2 separate regions of the Homo sapiens genome follow, and region 1 is linked to region 2. Evidence: read pairs that join two places in POLR2A ChIA-PET (ENCODE). Cell type or tissue: MCF 10A. All regions are shown on one strand. Each heading gives the region's core, and the rest is flanking DNA. Links, peaks and the distances in the headings are about the cores only.

Region 1 (4,534 bases), core at 160-4,159, 410 kb before region 2:
TACATAGCTACTTGGTAGGTCACCAATTCTTTAGTTTTTTACTTCAATCCTCTTAAATGAAAGCATCACTAATAAAGGAGTAATCTGAAAAAGCCAACAACGGGAACAAAAGGTACTAGGTATAAATTCTAATTATATATCCAACATTATTTCCATTACACAGTAACATAGTTCTACCATGAGCTTAGATTTTCTCAACATAAAACTACTATAGCATCAACTATTTTGCTGTGAGAATAAAGTGTCTATGTTTGTATATATTATATACTTTTAACATATAGAGCATTATATAAAGCATATACTTGTAAACGTGTTTTTAAATGTAAAATGCTATTTAAATACATTAAAATTATTATTATATAGCATTATCCTCAATATCCATGAAAGTTTTAAGAACATCTTTCGGACTCAATAACCAAGAATGATGCCAAAAATTGACCTTCTTTAAAGCAAATTTTACTCTGTAGTAAAATGTGTTTTAGTGATTTTCTGATATGTTTGATATAAAATAGAAACTGATATGGCACCAGGCTGAACACTAGACACTAGAGATTTTTAAACCCCATTAGATTGCAATGTCATTGACAGCAGAGAGCAAGTATTTTATTCTCTTGTAATCCTCTACTGTTCATTGTATAGGACATGGTTTTGCATAGAGTGAATGTTCAATAACTCTTATTGTTGTGGTGACTGCTAGATAATGAGTCATGAAGAACAGCAAAATTAGAGTCAGAAAAAAACCCAGAGAGCTGTGGCAATCATGTGTGTTGCAATGAACATCAAGAGTCTAGCCAAAGAATAACAATGAGAGAATAAGGTTTGTGTACCTAGTAAAATGTTGCCATGTGGCTATTCAGGAAGACACAAACTGACCTAATCTGATGTAAATGTGAATTCAGGAATATAAAGTGGGAAATTCATGATCTGTTATTTTAAATTTCAAAGCAATAATCACAGCTAGAAGAAATAAAATTTCACTGGGTACCTTTGAAATTATACCTTCAAAAGACGTTGCTATCTTCTCCTTTGTGTTCACATGTTTCAAATAATATTTTTAGTGAGTTAAACAGAAATGCTTCTTGTAGGGAGGCTGATGCAGAAAGTATTTATACAGCCAAGTGAAAGCAGAATCCAGATGTATTAGGCTGGTGCAAACGTTAACTGCACCATGGCAAAAACCATTACATTTGCATCAACCAAATATTTTCCTTCAAGATCAAGCACAGCACTAGAGGTTTTGTATCTTCCAAATGCAAACAGTATTATTCATTTTAGTCTCATAGGCACTTCATGTTTATGCTTAATAGTAATGTCAACACTACTTGTGAAATGGGGTGATATATTGGAAAATATTAACGTGTTCTGAATAACACATCAATGAAGATGATCTTTAAAAACATTCATATATGTTTAAGCATTCCAGGGGCAGACAGCACTAAAGGAAGATCTAATTTTAAGCCATCCTTCCATCAGCCGAGGATTCAAGCAAGCAGCCATTTCCCACACAACCTGGTGGAGCAGCATGGTTGCAAAAAAGGAAGCCGTACACTTGAGATTCTCCCACTAGCCGGTCAGAGGAAACAAGATTAGATCTTAAATTCTACCATGAGGTAACTTGGACATAAAGGCCAAAGAGGAAAGCAGTGACCAAAGAACAGATATATGGGTGAAAAGGGTAGAAGAGACCAAGGAGCCACATGATCTCATAGCCCCACCTCAACCTGGTTCAGCAGAATGACATGTGGGGAGTGGATGTGAAAGAGCCCGGGGGGTGGGGAGTTACCAATTCTCTTATCTGACTCACCCTGGAAAAAACAGAGTAACTTAAAGAGAACATAATGATTGAAGCATTTTAAAGTGAACAGAAGAGAATAAAGTTATATTTTCCCACTACACAAAAGGTAGGGGCTCACAAGCATGACCCGAAAATTATGCCACAGCTTAAAGCTATTATAGTACTATTCACATCTGAATATCAGTTGCATTTGAATTCTTACTCTCGCTTTAAGCCTAAAATTAAATTGTTCCCCACAAAATAGAAAACACATCACTGTTCTGCACAAAGTAGAGAACGATTACTATACATGTGTTTCCTAGTTGACTGGCCTATGAAATAATAAAAAAGTTACCAGAAATATCTACATATTGTCTTGACATTTCAGAAAAAGGAAACAAAAGCAGAATAAGCAAAGCCAGAAAATTTCCACAACATTGATGACTGAATCACTTTTACAGATTCCTCTTACATATTGTTCGCTTTCTTCATATTGTAAAAGGGATGCATAATTATTATTTAAAAATTTGAAAAATAAAGAAAGCAGTACAAGTGAAATAAAAATTTCCAATTGCCACCTTAAATATATTTGTGTATTACTTTATAGTATTTATAATAAATATTTAGGATCTTATTGAATATGTAGTGTTATTAATTTTATGAACACATTTTATTTTAATTTTATTATTTTTATTATCTAAAATAATTGTAATTATTAAAAAGATCAATTAATATTTTAATCCTGTCTTTTTGTGCAGCAGAACTTATCTACTTTCATAATTTCAGCAGAATACATCTACTATTATATTCAGTGAGGACATTAGCTCCCAATAAAATAATTGCCCTAATTTAAATACTTTATTTTCATCCATACTTTCCTAAACAAGAAAATTGAGAAAGCATTAAGGTGCAAAATTCTGTGTGGTTCAACATTTTCATTTTGTTTTTCATCTTGTTTACCACCTATCCTACTCCTTCAATCCATTAACCACATCCTATTCAATTCTACACTTGACCACTTATTTTTGAATTAGAGGGTTAGTCAGCAGTATTCTCTATGTCATCACCTTTGACTCAAAATGTTTTTTTCCCTAAAATAGCAGTAAAATATTCTCTGTCCTACTGCTCAACCTAATGAAATAGACAAAACTGGACTCCTCAGTTTCCCAAGACTTATAAAAATATAAGGAGTCAGTTGAATCAGCGGTATTTTAGCATGGAAAGAGTTATCGATAATTATGACATTTGTTTAGGTATTCAGAGTCCCTTCTCATGCTTGTTAATGCTTCATTATATGTTCACTCATAATCTACCTTTGCATCAATTAATAATGTGTATCCTTTTCTACTTAATCATATTTCACACATTATACTGCATTAGAATCACATAACTTTGGAGCATTGCTTTTCATTTTTAATTAACTTAATCACTTATAATATCAAAATTCCCCACTGTTAAACTGAAAACTTTCCTGTAGTCCTTTCTCACATCATGACTGGTAATGTAACTAAGTGAGGGCATTTGAGCGTATTTGACAGGGAGAGATTTCTAGTTTACCATTATTTCTGATCCAGGATACCAAAAATATAACTGCTCTGTTTTAGCAGGCCTTAATATTTCTGTGTGAGGATTGTAAGACAGAACAAGCAGCTAATCTTGATAGTGGCAGAAGGCAGGCAGATCCTAGGCAGACAGGGGCCGGGTCCCCAGTGAAACCCTACCTTGAAGCCAAAGACAGTTGAAAGCCTGAAAGCCAACTGCAAGTCAAATCCACAGAGCAGACTGAGAACCTGTCTTCCCGTTTGGCACACTTTCCTCTGATTAATCCCCACCCTTCACCTATTTTACATATAGCCTATTCTTCCCTAGTTGGTTTTTCACACTGTTGTGCCCACCTTTGAGAGGTGCCTTTGTTCTAGTCTTTTCCCTATACTCACAAACCAATCAGCAAGCACTCCCCCATTCTGAGCCCTTACAATCCCTGGACCCAGCCACACTGGGAGAGAATCCACCCTGCGAGACCACCTTCACGTCTCCTCTCTGCTGAGAGCTGTTTTGTTGCCCAATAAAATTATTCTCCACCCTCCTCACTCTTCAATTGTCAGTGCGATCTCATTCTTCTTGGATGTGGAATGAGAACTTGGGACCAACTGAATGTGGGTACACCAAAAGCTGTAACAACTGTGGCCCTCTGCCTGCCACCAGTGGAGGGCAGCCACCCCATGCAATGAGAAGCAGCGGTGGGGTCCAGCCAGCCCTGGAGCCATGGGCCAGAATGAGGCAGAGGCTGGCAGAGCTGTTAACTTGTCACCGAAGGCAGGACTAAAAGAGCTAATTAGCACACTGTAATATCCCCTCTGGGGCTTCGGGATCATGGGGACCCCTGTCTGGGTGCCACCATGTTGCCTTGTCTAGAGGCTGGAGTCCACCACGGGAGTGGCTTGTGATATGCCTTGTCCAGCTGCAAGCCCCGTATAGAGCCTGATTCTGTGCCAATGCCTGAATGGCTGGCTGGACCCTGCACCTGCTCACTCACACACCCCCATCCACCAGGGGCTGAGTGCACAGTTGCTGCGGCCACAGCATCTGGGCCAGTGTGAAAGCCAGATATGGCTTAGTGAGCTGAGTGGACGGGACGCCTCCTGCAGCAGGCCCAGGACCAAGCAAGGGTCTAGGCAGGAACGTCACCAGCCGCAGAGGTCCTCAGGTGGCAAAGTGACTGAGAAAAATCCTGTGTCAATCTCTTGGCATTAAAATGAA
Region 2 (4,534 bases), core at 219-4,218:
GGATCCCCTCAGCTTGATGACACATTAAATAGGTTTCTTCCTGATTGTAAGTCCGTGACCTTCCTTTTCTTAGAGCATTTACCATTTACTTTAGAAAACTTGTAGTTGTAAATTCTTTCTGCCGCTTTGAAAGGAATGTAAATCTCCCAGCCTACCAGTTTTACAGCCCAGGAAATGTCTTTCTCAAGGACTTGGAAACAATCTCTTTGAAATGTAAATACTGAAGGGGACTGTGGGAGGGTAGGAGACTAACTTGAATGGGCACCAATTAGCAAACACAGAGGACCTAATCACAGAGAAACACAGTCTCACACTCAGGAATAACATAGTGTGCTCCACAACTCCCATTCGTCAATAACCCACTAAATGTCCCCTAGTGCTTGTCCACCACAGCACTTAAAAACCCTTCACCTTTTGTGTCCATGGAGTTAAGTATCCAGACTGGGTCTTTGTTCCTTCTCTAGTTGCTGGTAGTAATATCAAAATGAAATAATTCTGTTTACTCATCTCTGGAACTTTTTTTTTTAACAATGTTTAATTAGTTCTACAAGGATAAAAGAAGCATATTTAAGTGTGCCTTCAAAAAAAATAATAAAATAAATAAGAAAAAAACGAATTTAGAAAATAACCAACTATGAGCAGCCAAGCTTTATTGTTTTTAAATATTTATTATAATGTAATCTATAGTTTATACCTTTCCTATAAGTTATTATTTAAGAATTGTTCAGTTATTTTAAGAGCTCTAATTTTGCAGAAAGAAGGTGGATTCATTTTGGACTAACAAACTTCAGAAAGTTTAGTTATTATCTTAATGTACACCACTTAGCAACACATCTGAATTGTAAATCTGTGCTTAAAAAATAATATTTAAGAAAATATGTCCAGGTACATTTGCATAGCTGAAGTCTCAGAATTCATTATTTTCAATAGCAGCTCTAAAGATTAAATTTAATAATGCAGGTAAAGTGTTTAGCACAATCCTTGGTACCTAAAACATGCTGAAATCTTAGGCAAGTCTTTGGTCTCCTATGAGCCTCAGTTGTTCAACTATCTAAAGGAGATAGTAACAATACCTATTTTATAAGATAATTGTAAGGAATAAAGTAGATGATCTGTTTAAAGTACTTAGCAGATTACTAGGCACATACTAAAGTTTAGTGTGTACTTTCCTTAGGATTTTTATTAATGTGAATTTAGGATTAATATGAATTTAGAACCAAGTTCATCACATCCACTTAGAGATTGCTTCTCCAATCATCCCTCAGGTAAGAAGTAATCAGTTGCTGAATTTGCTCTCCTAACCCTATATGTCGGTGCCATCAATACTTTCAGAAATCCAAAGAGTGAGACTCATTGTGATGAGCAATGAGCATTTCAACGGGTGTTGGAAACTCCATATTGTGCGATATGTTTTATGTGATTGCTCAAGAGCTTTCAGGAATCTAATCAGCTTTCAGAAGCCTAAATTCCATATTGTGCAATATGTGTTATGTGTTAGCTTAAGAGTTTTTAGGAGCCTAGACCTAGGTCAATCCACCCAACTACTTTCTTCGAGACCCTTCCAACATCAGCCTTCCTCCAGTGCCCAGGCTCTTAGATATTCATGCAAATGGCCAAACACAAATCATTAGAATTTCTTCAGACAATTTCCTCTTAAAAGACAGGGATATTCAGTCATTTATTAGAGAGTTTTCCAGTTTCCTGAGGCCTCTGCCTCATATTAAGAGGAATAACTTCACTTTTCTCAATCATTGGCTTAATATCTTTGACAAAAGATCACCAGCTCCATGGAAATTTTTCTCTCAGTATTTCTGTGATACTCTGATTCTTCACATATGCTTAGCAATGCATCTGTTTGATCCAGCACCATGTTTTTCAGGCAGGGGTGGCACTACAGGGTCTACCAGTGTGCCATCAAATACTTCTGTGGTCCCTACAACTTACGGTTTTCTGAGAGCAGCATGTGATAAAGTGGGAGAATGAGTTATAGATTTGTTTTCAGCTTTATTAATGGAGACTCATGGTAGTGTTGACTCTGCCCCCATAATAATGGTCTTGGGCCAAACAATTCAATATCAAAAATGATGTACTTGTAAAGTGTAGTCTTCTCATTAAATTATATGCAATGATGATGGCTACTTCTTTCTTCCAATTGAATAAATTTCCCTTAGAGATAACTCATTCCTGACGTAGCTGGAACACTGGCAACAAACCAAGTGTTAAAAGAAAACTTCAGCCAAAATAAATTTAAAGGAGTTTAATTGAGCAATGAATGATTCATGAACTGGGCAGCCCCCAGAATCACAGCAGATTCAGAGAGACTCCAGTGATGCCTCCTGGTCAGAACAAATTTATGGACACAAAAAAGGAAGTGACATACAGAAATTGGAGGTAAGGTACAGAAACAGATGAATTGATTACAGGTTGGCATTTACCTCATTTCAACTCAGTTTGAACACTCAGCAGTGTATGAGTGGTTGAAGTATGGCTGCTGGAATTGGCCAAGACTCAGCCACTGTTACAGGTGCATACTCCTAAGTTAGGGTTGTCTACCCACTAAGTTAGGTTGCAGGTCATCTACAAGGACTCAAATATAGAAGTATGGAGTCCTTCTCAGGACATGTTTAGTTTGCTTTAACGCAAGCTTTTATTCTTTATTTTACTAGACATGCCCAGGCTCATCTGATTCTTACTTGGTCTCAAGATGGAACCCCTGATATTAAAATCACAGTTATGGAATTTTTACTAGCTACATTTAAATGTAAAACATTGGTAACTTTGTTTTCGAACTTTCATTACATTTCTTTATGTTTTATTTTACATTATGCTAACATAATTGATTTAACTATTTTACCCCTGATTCTTCCCTTGGGGTAAGCTGTGTGCATGTGTAGTGGCCTACCAGCACTTGGGAGGTGAGTATGCATGTTGTGTTTATTGGAGTTCTATGCAGGCTCACTTGAGGCGTTCTTCCCTTACCAGTCAAATATCCATAGACGTTCATATAGAAGGTCATATACCAGTTAAACTCCACCATTTTGCCTCTTAATGAGTATGCTTGAGGACACTTGCCCAACTCCTGAGATCTTAGGAGGCTGCTGATTGCCAGTTTTAGGTGTTTTTATCAATTGGGAGACTGCTTTTCCCTGGCACTGGCTGTGACCAATTATAATTTTAGAGAGGCAGTTTAATAACCACCTGACCATCACCTGATGGTTGCCTGACATTCCTAGTGGTGGGGGGGACTCTCCCACCCTGCTCATGTCTGACTAGCTACCTACTGTAACACACCTGGCATCTCCAGGGCAAGTGTTCTAATTTATTTGGTATATCTAAGCATGTGGCATAATTGTCAAGAGGATACATTCTGTAGAAAGTGGAAAGCCTGCCTTTTCCCTATCAGAAAAGTAATGTTAGCATCCTCCAATATGTTTTTAGAAAAGAAATTGATGCTATACACAATGTTTTCCATTTTCACAGAGAAAAAGTGTTTTAAGAAATAATATTTCATCCTAAATAGAATCTATCACTTTGTTTCTCAGCCAGGCAAAATCAAATTTCTATACTATTGTTCCAACTTTTAAAGAAACTCTAAAAAATGATATCTTTTAGCAATTCTAAATCAAATACATTTTACCGTCAAAGAGCTATCATGCTTTCAACTTATTTTTCATGCCAGATGTCTTTATAGGCCCATTTCCAATTTTAACTAAATCTCAGACACATCAATGGATATCAATTAATCTGGTTCCACTCACAAAGGTTAGTATCCATGCAGTATAAAATTTAAAAATTCAACAAATGAAACTGAAGTATAAATACTTAGAATGAATAAAAAAGACTATGGAAATTAAAGAAAGTAATCCTGCAATATTACCTTAAATCCTAAATCAGCAAAGCATGAAATGTTAAGTCCTGGAAAGGCTTTGAAAATGTACTTACCCCAACAACAGTTCTTGAGCTCCATTCAGATCTACTTTTACTTTATAGTTTATACCGTGCTCATCACACAATTTCATTTAACCTTCACAGTAACCCATGGAGGTAGATACTATAATTATGCAGCAAGTTGGTGCATGGCAAAGCTGGTATATAAATACAACCTCCAGTTTCATAGTCCGAATACCTTCCATTGTGTGATATAGTTTTGGAATTTATCCTGACTTAATTTTGTTCTAATGACCAAATTTCAACTGTCAGAAATTATTATGTGGTTATACACCATCTGTTATAATAAATATGCACAAATTTAGGCACAGAGAAAAGGTTAACTCAGCCTGGGAAACACTTGCCAGAGCTTGACTGCTGAAATTGAAACCGTCCCCTAGAAAAGTATAAAATTGATTAAGGGGAGAAAAAAATCTACCTAGGCTTACAGCACAATGTAAACCAAAATAAAATTGTAAGCCCGCTAACTGACTGATAGACCTTCTCTCTTGGCCAGGGGAGTTCCAAAGTTAACCTGAAAAACTAATTCAGGCAATGATGGGAAGTGGGGATCAGACATGCCTCATTATAGCTTCCTCCCTTTGGA

What was found. ChIA-PET counts read pairs that join two places held together with the same protein. Peaks named below come from ENCODE experiments on the same cell type or tissue, not always from the same donor. Only the 100,000 strongest peaks of a DNase experiment are listed, where the experiment ranks them.
Region 1: POLR2A ChIA-PET joins it to region 2 with 10 read pairs; 1 of 35 experiments calls an interaction of 5 or more read pairs at or near these places.

The regions. Positions count from the first base shown.
Region 1 is chr18:30,358,018-30,362,551 of GRCh38, forward strand. All of the region lies in intron 1 of LOC105372047 (a long non-coding RNA gene), which reads right to left. Among named protein-coding and RNA genes, the nearest start is that of MIR302F, 61 kb to the left of the region's middle. In MCF 10A, for the core only: no CTCF peak of the experiment used is centred there; DNase peaks (open chromatin) are centred at 764 and 1,744.
Region 2 is chr18:30,763,991-30,768,524 of GRCh38, forward strand. No RefSeq gene overlaps it. Among named protein-coding and RNA genes, the nearest start is that of DSC3, 280 kb to the right of the region's middle. RefSeq lists an enhancer at 1-604. In MCF 10A, for the core only: no CTCF peak of the experiment used is centred there; a DNase peak (open chromatin) is centred at 2,241.